Regions from separate parts of the Homo sapiens genome. Here region 2 is linked to region 1. Evidence: chromatin contacts called from ENCODE Hi-C or POLR2A ChIA-PET data. All regions are on one chromosome and are shown on one strand. The core of a region is the stretch at or near the end of the contact, and the rest is flanking DNA. Distances in the headings are between cores, read along the strand shown.

Region 1 (6,115 bases), core at 1,924-4,423:
CTGGTACCTTGATCTTGGACTTCCCAGTGTCTAGACCTGTGAGAAATAAATTTCTGTTGTTTATAAGCCAACCAGTCTATGACATTTGATATAGCAGCCCAGATGGACTAAGACTCTCTGTCCCTAGCCCCTCTAGCTTTGGGATATGGAAAGTAAACAGCTCTTAGAAACAGTCCAGAGTTCAACTTCACGCTGCATTTCAGAGAGGGGTCTCTGAAACACTCTCCCCTCAGTTAACGTTGATGGTTGTTAACTGAGAACTGGAAGTCCCGGGCTGGGCCTGTGGATAGGATTCTGACAATTCAGGGTGTGTCTGATGAGTTAGTGGTGGCAATGTCTGGCCTGTGTCTCTCTGCAGGAGGTAATTTACATGAGGAAGTGAGCCTTGCTCCAAGAGGAAGTTGTGCACCCAGGAAGACATGCAGACAGGGGGCAACAGGAAAATACCATGTCGTATGCTTCAACTGTGAGCCCTCACAGCAGGTCCTTGGAATTCATCTGAGTCCCTTGGAGAGGGCTACAAGCCCAAGCTGAACAGTAGTTTTCATCAGGACTGTGGCCTGTGGCAGCGCAGGCAGTGCCCCAGGGCCTAGAAGACTCAGGGCAGCAGAGCTGGACAGAGGAGTGCCTCAGAGAGCTGCACTGTTGCAGCAGAGACTCCAGGGAACCTAGCCCTGCCTTGCTACCCAGAAGAGTAGCTCCCTAGGAATGTCTGTAGCCAACGCCCCAGGTGTGGCCACAGCATTCCCATGGAGGTTGCCAGGGCTAGGGATGAGTCCCAGTCCTCACTGGACTTTGTAGAGAGGTGACATCAACTAGGGGCCTGAGTAAAAGAGCATCAGAGGGCTGTTTGTGATGCAAGTAAGCCACCCCAGCGTCCCTCAGCAGTGACTGGATAGGACTTTCAGTGGAACAAGAGCCAGTGAATTTGGGGTCCTATTAATATCACTTGCAGAGTGCCTGCGGAAGCGGGGGCTATTTGGAATTCTCTTCCTTTCTCAACTCAGGGAAGAGCAACCAATAAATGTGGGGGACAGTGGCAATGGTAGCAGTCTCTGGCTTTGAGTCTCAGCCACTGTCATCTTTGGAATCCAATACCCTCAAGCTCTGCCCTTCCCTGCCCTTCCCTCCCCTTCCCGGGGCTCTTAAATTCTCTCCGAGTGTCACTAAAGTTTCCTGCCTGCCCTTCCAGGGCTGCTCTGTCTTTCTCACTGCAGTTCCCCTGCCTTCTACACTGTTTGATGTTGCTGTTAAGATTCCACCGTCTCCTTTTCCACTGGCACCAACTCCAATTTCTCACACTGATGTTGGTGCTTCTCTTATCATTGTAGATCTTGGTGCCCAACCCACCCTGCCAGGGTAGGGTGCCCTCTTCCCATCAGAGTTAAACTTTTCTTTGGTTCCTTAAAATATCTTTTGCTCCCTAATCTGCTTTCCGCCTTCCCACTTAAACAACTTAAGAACAAGTTACTGCCAAGGAGGGTTGCATGTGAACGGCTTTGCAAAGTGTGTCATGAAAAAGTTCTCTTTCCACTGACTATAAAAGAGGGTCCTCTCAAATTCCTCCAGCTATGGGACAATTTCCTAATGCATATCCCTCTGCTTGGTGTTCATTCTTCACATCCACTTAAACATTTCATTTCCTATCTTTAGCATCTCTCCTTCCAGACTGGAATTCCACGAAACAATCTGACACTCCCTTTCAGAAGACTTTCCTTATGAAATATCTGGCAGTTACTTCTGTTTGTTTAAACTTGAAAAAAAAAATCAATGATTTCAAATTGCAAATTCAGTTAAAATTTACTTTGCGATAATGTTGTAGGATAATACTGCCAGAGTTTGGAAGCAGAAAGCAAATGAAGCAGGAAAACAAGATAATCGAGAGGATGGTAGAACAGGATCTCTGATTAGTGAAGCACGATTACACGGAATAAATACAATATTGATTCTTGTGTAAAAATCACCCGCAGATGAGGGGAAAAAAGATGATGCTTTGTCATCTTTCCTTTTCCTTTCTAGTTTTCAGGCTATTTTCAAGTTCTCTTGTATTCATTTCATTTGGTTTTTGTTTTTAATACATTTCTGATTTAGAAGATTGATAGTTCTTTAAATGTCTTTCAACTCCTAGTATTTCCTTTTTAAAAACATGTTCCATCTGAACCCCGTAGTTCTATGTCAGGTTTATTCTTTGGCCATTCCTCACTTACTACATGATGTTATTGGTATTTGTGTCCATATCTTCACTCCCCTGCTCAGTTGTGAATTTACTGGGAGTAGACACATACTTGCATATGCTTTATCAACAGTGAATTCCCCAGTGGCATGAGTAGGTGGAATTCTTATTTTAAGAATATGATTTTTAAAACAGAGTTTTAAAATAATTTTATAATAAGAATTTTCACACAGACTGCATGGTTTGATGATTCTGAGATGGAGAATACAGGCTCATCTATATCTTCAATAATTTGTAGGAGGAAAAGATGGATATTTTATCCATGAAATGGTTTTCTTAGTTCATTATATTTGTTTACTGTTCCTGGAGGCATATGTAAGATTTAAAGACACGCACACACACACACACACACACACACACACACACACACCCTTGAAAGGGGTGGAGGGTCATCCCACTGTGCCCTTGTGGGAGGGGAACAGATGTGTCTCCAGTTCCAGCACTGAGTCAAAGGTTTGCAATTCCCAGAGGGCTGGGGATCATGGATCTCAGGGGATGAGCTTGGTGGCAGGGGTCTGCTGGTGCTTAGAGGCTGGAACCACTTTGGAGAAGGAAGGTTCGGCTGTGGCCTTCGTTGACCAGCGGGACCTTTCTGATGCACTTCCGGAAATAGGAGCACAAGGGGATGCAGAGATGGTCCCTATTTCCTTTCTGTATTTATTTTGGTATTAGATGAATTTGAATTTGTCTGAGGACCCTTCAACTTGGTTTTTAGCTTAGCCCTTTTGGACCCAAACAGTCTGTGAAAATTTTATTTTGTACATGACTTTACATAAAGAATTACGGGCATTTCATTGGCATTTCATGGAAGACCATTGCTGCAGAAGAGATACCTAACTTTTTTGAAGTTGCACATTTGTTTTGTCAATTCCTTAGACAGGGAGCATATAAAGCACAGGTCAGCTGCTCAGGGCCTGGAGCCAGACCAGTTTTGGAGTAGGGCCCTGTCACACACTAGCTGTGGGAGAGGCCAGTTTCCCATGAAGCTGATGACAATTAAACTCCAGGGTTTCTCCCTTCATAGGCTCCTTCCAAGGCTCTGGGAGGGACCCTAGCCCTGTGACCAATGCAGTCGGGGAATTGTGACTACTCTCTCTTTCTACTCTGACTTCTTCTTGGTCTCTCTCTGCCTTGTGTAGGGTGGCACTGGAATGCCCAAAGGCATTTTGAGGATCTGGCTAGGGAGCAGTTGAGTGGGGAATATGTGGCTCTAACTGCAATTCGGAAAGTCATTCTGAAATGTGTCAATAAAACAAGTGAAAACATTACAGCTTCTGATTTGAACATAGGTGAATGGTACATTTTAAATGGTCACCTTTAAACTTATTAAAGAACTGACAGAAAATTCATATAAAGATAGAAACATGAAATAGAAATGACGGAGGTGAGCAATAAAATCGCTAGACACCGAGGAGGCTTCGAACAAACACTTTTCAGATCATATCAAACTCACTCAATCATTAACAGAAAGGTAAATTTTATCCATTCATTTGCAGCCAGAGAAAATAGTGACTAAAAATGATGAAGACGCTCCTGGAGTTTTAATAATCCAGCTAGTGATGAGGAGTGAATCACATGAACACACTGGGAAAAAACAAATTTCTTGCTTATTTGACGCAAGACAAAGGTAACATGAAATTCATATTAAGTCATTATAATGAGGAGGTCTGTTCACAACAAACAGCTTAATGAATGTTGTCAACTCAGCAATATTGATTTAAGGTTCATCATTGACAGGTAAGCTTGAAATGCCCTGAAATCTTGCAGCTCAGATATGAAAGAAACTTGATAGAGCTTTCCCCAAATTTGACAACAACCCTAAGGATTTATCTACTGTCATCTGTAATGAGTCACGAAGCTGAAAATAATAAAGACAAAATTTGATCAATCACACTATGGGAAAGAAATTCTTATTCTGTTTTCTTTGTAGAAAAAGTACGCAGCCAACAAATGTAAGAAAAAATATGATAGATATATGTCAGGTAGATGATGAAAATCACTGTTATCACTGTCATTTTTCCAGATTTTATGATATTTGTAATACTTTTACATTTGTAATTTGTTGCAATTTCTTTCCCCACTGTAAATAATCACTTACATATCTAAATTTGTACTTGTAGTTTTATATTCTTTTCCTTAAAGCAGGCATCTTGAAATTGTATAAGTTTTAAGCCCCACAAAACCTGGTTCTGCCCTACAGCTACATGACCCTGAAGAAGTGATGTGCATGTTCTGAATGTCAGTTTCCTCATGGCAGACTGGGCTTGATACAGATCTCTGATTCTTAGTTAAGGGTTTTAAATGAGAGAACGAAGAAGAAGTGTTTAGCACAGAAGATGTGGGGGAACACTCCGTTAGAATCATCCATTTATTAACTCAGTAGGCATGGATTAAGCACCAAAACGTTCAGGCATTGCAGCTTCAGCAAAGAACACGATGGAGAAAGTTCCTGCCCTTGAGAAGCTTATGTTCTGGTTTATTCTAATTATTATGGTTGTTTAGCACTCTCACTTTAGGCTGTCTTTGGGCTCCTAAAAGTGCTGCTGGCTCCTTACCTTTTCAAATTGAATGAGTAAAATTAATTGGTTTTGAAAATTCTGTGCCACCTTTTGAATGTGTGGTCTTCCCTGTAATGTTGCAGAGACAGAGCTGGAAACGATGGCTCAATGTCCACTAGAGTCCTGCAGGAGAGTGAGGTTGGCATTCACAGTTTGTAATTTGGCATTCTGAGTGGTTGGTGGCACAGGTGGAGCAGCTCAGCATGGAGCTCATCACAGGTCCTTGAAAGGGGCCTGTTGAGTGGCCCTGGGAACTTCAGAATAGCAGAGTCCTTATGGAACCAGGACACAGAGATTACTCACTTCTCTATGGGTTACCTATCCTCATAGGTGCTGGAGTAACGCATCAGTTTGGAAATACCATTTTCTGCATGAGTAGCTTCTCAAAGCATAGCTTTCTTTCTTTCTTTCTTTCTTTTTTTTGAGACGGAGTCTCACTGTCACCCAGGCTGGAGTGCATTGGCGCGATCTCGGCTCACTGCAGGCTCTGCCCCCCGGGGTTCACGCCATTCTCCTGCCTCAGCCTCCTGAATAGCTGGGACTACAGGCGCCTGCCACCTCGCCAGTCTAATTTTTTGTATTTTTAGTAGAGACGGGGTTTCACTGTGTTAGCCAGGATGGTCTCGATCTCCTGACCTCGTGATCTGCCCGCCTCAGCCTCCCAAAGTGCTGGGATTACAGGCGTGAGCCACCGCGCCCGGCCAGCATAGCTTTCTTAAAGCTGGAGAGGAGTCAGGAAGGGAGAGTGCACACATGATTCTGAGGACCAGTGGGTTGGTTTTCCATTTAGACCCTCTGAGTCCAAGCATCTGCTGAAATTTATTTATAGGTTTACAGAAAGGGTCTTGGTTATGCTACAGCAGAAGCCCAGTGTGCTGGCTTTGGTCCAGTTTTGGAAAGCTGATATATTTGACTCTTTTTGTTTTATTTTAGGAGCATGCTGTACTGGTAGAATCAAATAAGGAAGGAGTGATTTGTGAGCACAATGCTATTTTTTAATTTTTAATTTTTTTGAGTGTGGGTAACTTGGTTGGAGGTCTGATAATCGCTTGGTCATTTAGAACAGCTACATTCAGTTATTAAAATCTCAGATCTAGAGAATCTATTTATTATCTTCTTGTGCTGTGAATCTGTTTTTGACATGTAAATAGATTGCAAGTTCTGGAATGACTTGTCCTGTAGAACTCCAGATATAGTCTGTGAGCCCTTTTAGGCCAGAGACCTCATCTGCTAAGTCCTAGGAATCAGCACAGTGCCTGGCACTTAGCAGGTGCTCAATAAATATTTATTGAATGAATGAATGAATAGAAGATGAGTGAATGAA
Region 2 (6,115 bases), core at 2,096-4,595, 120 kb after region 1:
GAGGTGGAGGTTGCAGTGAGCCGAGATTGTGCCACTGCACTTCAGCCTGGGCAACAAAGCAAGACTCCGTCTCAAAAAAAAAAAAAAAAGTCCCAGCTGTTCAAAATGCCCCCAAGGGCAATGCCCTCTTGCGCACTGAGAACCACTGCTCTAGGGGCTCCTCCAGAATCCCTTCCATATGCTGGATCAGGTGAATGCTCCTAAAACATTCACTTCTGTGTCATCATCTTTCACTTCTGTTCAAACACCTCCAGCAGCTCCTCACTGTTGCAGGACAAAGTGCGACATCCTCAGCTAGGTGGGATGGAGTGCATAGGTCTACCAATGAAAGTTTTATTTCTCTGGATTCCATGCTTCAACTGAGAGTTGGGTGTTGAAATATAAGCTTTTGGGTGAAAATGGCAAGTAGTGCCCAATGCCCTGGTACTGCATTTGGCTTACTGGAAGGTGCTCCTGGTCCCTTATTCTCATGTAGCTGCAGGAACTCCCTGGTTCAAAGTGAGGAGATTCTCTTTAAGGGGTGTGTGCCTTTGGACAAGTGGCTAAATCCTTCTGGGCCTCAAGTTTCCTCTCTGTTAAAATAAGACTGCAAGACTAGATTGCTTACAGATCCCTTTCAGCACTGATTTTTGTGATTCTGGAAAGAATATTACAGTGTGTAAGTGGTAAGACCCCAAATCTTTGGACACTTTGAGTTCTGAGTTTATTAGTATTAGTTTAAATATTTTTTATTTTTGAGATACTAGGATATGGTTAGCGGGATCCATCTTAAATGTAACGTGCATAATGTTCTGCCTAAGATGGCCTGCGTTACAAATGCTCAAAACACTCTCCTCCTGGGACTGTGACTTCCTGTGCCTGGCCTCTCATCGCTACTCTCTAGTTGCCCGAGACAACTGCGAAATTCACCTGTGTCAGGCTGGCAACGCATAGTGACTTTATTACGAAATGTCTTCATGACCTTGGTGCCCAGGTGGTCTTCAGTATAGTCCAGCAGTCAAGCAGTTGCTTAAATATGACTTAAGCTGTATGACTTTGCCGTGCCTCGATGTTCTCATCAGTTAATAGGCACAACAATAGTATGGGTGTCACAGGTACTTTTTCTTCATACACAGTATTGTTTTTCCCTTGTCAAAGTGTATAATTGTGCATTTACCATTATGGTTTTTGCAGTAAAGCCTGTCCTCTTCGTAGTGTATAAACTCGGTGAGGGCAGAGAGCCTGCTTTGTTCACTACTGGCTTCCCAGCATGTCCTACTGTACCTATCAATAGAGGCTGATTGACAGTTATTGACTACATGAATGAGTGAAGGCATGAAGGGCGTCATCATATAGATACCATGTGGGAAACGGATGGTCTTACTAAGAGCTAGCATGCACTCACTCACTGGTTCATTCACTATGCTTTCATTTAGGAAGAACGATCCCGCGTTCTGATAGGAAAACACATTTTCTTCTAACCCCCAATTTGAGGGTCAACTCCTGGGACCCCTTGCCTCGGGGGTCAGGCCGCGCTTGGCTCGGTTTGGAAAGGGCTGGCACGCTTCCTCAGGCGGAGGGTATGCACAGAAGCGGAGAATTCATTATAACCGGTTAGTCATCCGTAGAGGCTGTAGACACTGCCCGCGGGCGGGGCGCACCTGGCGCTCCTGGAGAGGGGCCTGTTCCTTGCGTTGCCCCCCAAGGTGGGAGCGCGACCTGCCAGAGCCCAGGGGAGCTCGGGTCTGCCCGCACTCGGGAAAAGCACTAAGAGCCTCTCGGTAGCAGTCCTTCTCCCTCGCTGCCAACTCTGAGATCAAGCCCAACATCTGCAGGGGTAACTTTTTCCAGGGACTACTGGAAAGGAGAGCCGGCCTGGCTCCTAGCCGGACACCACCTGGCGGAAGCTGGAGCCCGCCCTTACTTCCCTGCAACCTGAGGATGCTGAGGCCAAGGGCGGGTGACGGGGCAGAAAGCAAAGCCCTGGTTGCAGAAAGGCATGCAAATATGAACCCAGGTGTCTGGTGCGCCGGGAGCCCCGGCGACGTTAGGAGCGCACTCCTTGCTGGGGTCACCGGAGTTGCGCTTGGCCGGGCAAGGATGACTCAGCCTCACTCCGGTCGGTCTTTACCGCCAGCCTGCGCGAGGGCTCCACAAAGTTCCCAATCACACCCCATACCTCGCACGGGGGAGAGGGGTTCTGCAAGCTGGGTCCCGGGGTGGGGGCAGCGGCGAGAGAGGCGGGGAGAAGCCTGGTTCCCAGAACGCGCAGGGGCTTCTCCGGCTTCCTTTCTCCTCGCCCCTGAGGGCGGCGAGAAGGCGCCTCCTCCGGCGCTCACTGCCTCCTGCCCAGTGCGGTGGGCGCCGGAGTGGGGAGCAGGCAATCCCCCAGGCTCGGAGAAATCTTTTATCCCGAAATCCAGGGTGTCCCCCGGTCAGGATCGACTCGGCGCCGCGTTGGCTTCCTCGCTCAACCCTGACATCCCGGTCCCCACCAGTCACCGCAGCCGGGCGGACTCCGAAGGCAGCGGCCGCTGGGGAGCCCCGGGGCCTGGGTCGGGCGCGCAGGGGGCCGCTGCGCTGCGGCCGGATGCCGGGAGCCCCGCGCTGGTGCGCCCAAGCCGTGGTGGCAGCACCGCCCTCCGTGCTTTCCCCTGTCGGGCGCCGCGGCCGGAGGAGCAGCTGCGGGCGGTCACGCAGCGCTGCCCTAGCCAGAGCCCCGAGCTCCCACCCAGTCCCATCCCCAGCCCGATCCGCCCCGCGTGCGATCCCGCCTGCCGCCGCGAGCCTGTGCTCCTTTCTGAGATTTCTGCTTCTTCCCCAGCTCCCTCCCCGCAGGAGAATCGCGCGGCGGGGGCGGAGGGCGCGCCCCCTTTAGGTTCCGCGGCCCCCGACCCCGCCCGGCCCAGGGGCGGAGCGGGCATGCTACGCCCTCTCCTAGCAGCCGCCCGCAAAGTGCGGAGCGCCGCGCCCTGCCCTCGGCTTCCCTCCCGCGCCCCCAACCCCCACCCTGGCTAGGGTCGCCCGGCCCGGGGCCAGCCCCAGAGTCGCGCCCGCGGTGGCGGACTGCGGAGTTGTAAAGAACTCAGCGGCCGCAGTAGCCCGGGTGGGGCAGGGCGCGCTCCGCCGCGGCCAAGGACACTGGAGTTTCCGAGTCCCCGCCCGCGCGGCGCCTCCTGCCCCGCCGCCCTCCCGCCGCGGCCCGCCGGACTCCCCGGGGCCGCCGAGGCGGGGCCGGGCGGCTGCTGCTGCTAGAGGCGCGTCTCGCTGCCTCCTCCCCCGCCCGCCTCCCTCCCCACCTCTCCTCCCTCCCTCCCCACCTCTCCTCCCTCCCTCTCCTCTCCGCCCTCCCCGCCCCCCCCACCCGCTCCTTTTTCTGCTCCCCAAGTGAGCCGGGCGCGCGAGAGGCAGGCGGGGCGGCGCGGAGCGGAGCAGGCAGCCCCGCGCGCTCGCCCACCGCCCGCTCCGCGCAGCTCCCCGCGGCCGCTCTCGTCGCCGCCGCAGCGGGCGCGTCGGAGGGAGCCCAGCATGGCCGGGCCGGGCTCGCCGCGCCGCGCGTCCCGGGGGGCCTCGGCGCTTCTCGCTGCCGCGCTTCTCTACGCCGCGCTGGGGGACGTGGTGCGCTCGGAGCAGCAGATACCGCTCTCCGTGTAAGTGCCGGCTCCTGCGCCGCCCGGGGAGGGGACCTTGCCGCCTGCGACCCACTGTGCCCAAGTTTGGGCGCCTGCAGGTGCGGCTGGGCAGGACCCGCCGCGGGCGTCGGCCTCGCCGCTCGCACCTGCCTTTCGGGACCCGCGTCGGGCGGCGAGGCCGGGGTGGGATGCTCTGGCCCCTGCCCGCAGGTTGCCGAGTGAGATCTGGAGAGGCTCACCTCAAGTGACGGCACCAACTTTGGAGCCTGGTTACCGAATCCAACTTCCATGGGCCGCTGAATTTCCCCCCTCTTTGCTCTACTGCCGCCCCACTTCTTTTTTTGGGGGGGGGATGGGTGGATTTCTTCTGACTGCTATTTGCCAGGTGATGCCCAGTTTGGGGGGTCGAGTCCTCGGGCAGTGGTTCGAATGAAACTCAGTGGTCTTTTTAGAGAGCCTGGGAGACTTTGCGCATTCTTAACTCCGCGACCCCCCTCGGGCCCCCTCCCGCGCTGCGCTTTGCAGTTTTGGTGCTGGCAGTTTCTACCAAGCCGCTTTTTCTATCTTTTCTTCTTTTAAAACATGTTACATCGCACTGCTCCTTCAGCCATAGTCCCATGTGTGCGTGTGCGTGTGCGTGCGTGTTGACTGTGACACGGGTGTTACATATCTTCCTGTGCCCCTTCTCCCTGTAGGGTGAAGCTCTGGGCCTCGGCTTTTGGTGGGGAGATAAAATCCATTGCTGCTAAGTACTCCGGTTCCCAGCTTCTGCAAAAGGTAAGGTTTCTGTGGTGGCAGGAAGCGATGATTTTTCCGGCACAGAAAATGGAGGCAGATTTAGTTTTCCAAACAAACGTGAGCCCCGAGCAGCATCAGTTATCGGAGGACTCTCTGATCCCCGGGTTTCTTGGCATTGTACTATGCAGTGACTTCTTCCTACCAACCGGTTATTTTTAGATGACACTTGATTCTAACCACAAAGAAAAGCAGGATACTCACTCGCACTGTCCTGGCTGGGGCTCGGAAACTGAGTGTTTTTGCATGGCTCTCGTCTCCGTGTCGGTATTGCTGTTTCAGTGCCAGAGCAGATGCTCCTCGGGCCAAAAAATGCTAACTTCATCCAAGGGGCAGACTCAGTGCCTATTTTGTGATGCCTTTCACCTTGCGTTGGAGGCGTGGGGTTCAGTGTATCAGAGAAAGACGCTGCACTATTGTTTGTCATCCCTGCAGTTGTACAATCCCATTATTCCCCAATCATCTAGACCCAGGGCTAGGATGCATTACATCATTGCAGATAAGGAGAATGAATGTGGTTATCTTTCCACTCAGCTGCACTGCCGGGTAATAACCTATGAGAGTAGTCCACAAACTTAAGAAATGGGTCTGCATCCATGTAATTCTGGAGAGTAATGAGAATGGAGAATTGATTATTAGGTTCTTATCACAAGCTGCATCAATTTTAATTCAAATAGGCAGCATTTTAAGCATAAGCTTAAAATTACATTGTGAGATAAATGGTCCTTCGTTCTCCCCTTCAGGAAATAAAGAAAAAAAAATGGGTCTGGGAGGAGAGATTAGAGGGGTTCAAAGAATTTCAAGTTAGCAGATCAACAGGATTAATCAAAGTATTCTCTTGATGATAGAAAATAAAATTGGCCTTTAGGGAATAATTCTCTGAAAATGGGTACAAACAGCTTAAATTGTTAAGTTAACTTTTAAACATTTTAAAATATGATTTTTGGGCCAATGTACCATATGTGTTATGCATGCTGCCTGGTAACCAAGTACGTATTTTATTTATGGCATTCCCCTTCAGAGAGTAGCATTTTTGGGGACAGTATATGAAACAGTTTGCCACATGAAATCCAAATATCGTAATAAAGCGTTGGCCCACCATGGAATGACAAAAGTTATTATGGTTTAAAAATCGCCAATAGCCTTATTCATTGAAACCTTATTCATTGAAAGATTGCTTGCTCAACTCTGTTGTTTGGGAAGGTGTTCTTGAATTATAGGCAGTTGGTAAACAGTTGAGGCTACGAAATGCCCTCGTGGAAGATGAGAATTTACATACCTGTGGCCCACCTCGGCACTTAAAGGAATTGCATAGGAATTGCCTCTTTCCCTAGTATTCTTTTAATCTGGACCAATCTGTCTCCTGCTTTGGCATTTTGCCCACTTGTCAGATGTTTGATGTGATGAATTCTGGACTGTAGCATTGCCTTTATATTTTTCTTATGCTTTTAAAGAAGATAACATTTTGTATAACTTTAAAGAAGTATTTCTCATCTGCACGTTGTAGTTGTAGCAACTCTAAAAGAATCCCTTCAGAGCCTGTTAATATTTTTTGGTTGTGCTTTCATATCTTTTATCCCACATTTTCTAGGAACACATTAAATATGTTTTTTTCTTTCTCTTTGAAGTTACACACACACACACACACACACACACACACACTGCACAAAACTCCGTCAACCTTATTATTTGCTACTCTATAACAGCAA

The links. A loop is a pair of places that touch in the nucleus more often than their neighbours do. ChIA-PET counts read pairs that join two places held with the same protein, here RNA polymerase II (POLR2A). Pooled maps may share reads with other maps.
Region 2: a map of Right ventricle myocardium inferior shows a loop between it and region 1 (3-fold over the local background). The contact joins the promoter of CACNA2D3 here to the enhancer-like site in region 1. A Hi-C loop is called at or near these places in 1 of 168 maps with a recorded cell type or tissue (Right ventricle myocardium inferior) and 2 of 50 pooled maps. POLR2A ChIA-PET finds 5 or more read pairs at or near these places in 1 of 52 experiments (WTC11).

The regions. Positions count from the first base shown.
Region 1 is chr3:53,995,989-54,002,103 of GRCh38, forward strand. All of the region lies in intron 4 of LOC105377095 (a long non-coding RNA gene), which reads right to left. Among named protein-coding and RNA genes, the nearest start is that of SELENOK, 110 kb to the left of the region's middle. Within about 2 kb of position 3,174, at least 2 of the 41 ENCODE cell types and tissues checked have a DNase peak (open chromatin) inside an H3K27ac peak, as active enhancers do.
Region 2 is chr3:54,119,207-54,125,321 of GRCh38, forward strand. It overlaps CACNA2D3 (calcium voltage-gated channel auxiliary subunit alpha2delta 3), which reads left to right and starts at 3,346. Exons shown (of 38, transcript NM_018398.3): 1 at 3,346-3,629; 2 at 4,307-4,388. The coding sequence starts at 3,508. It overlaps LOC124909381 (a long non-coding RNA gene), which reads right to left and starts at 4,236. Exons shown (of 2, transcript XR_007095914.1): 1 at 3,851-4,236. RefSeq lists a silencer at 2,103-2,152.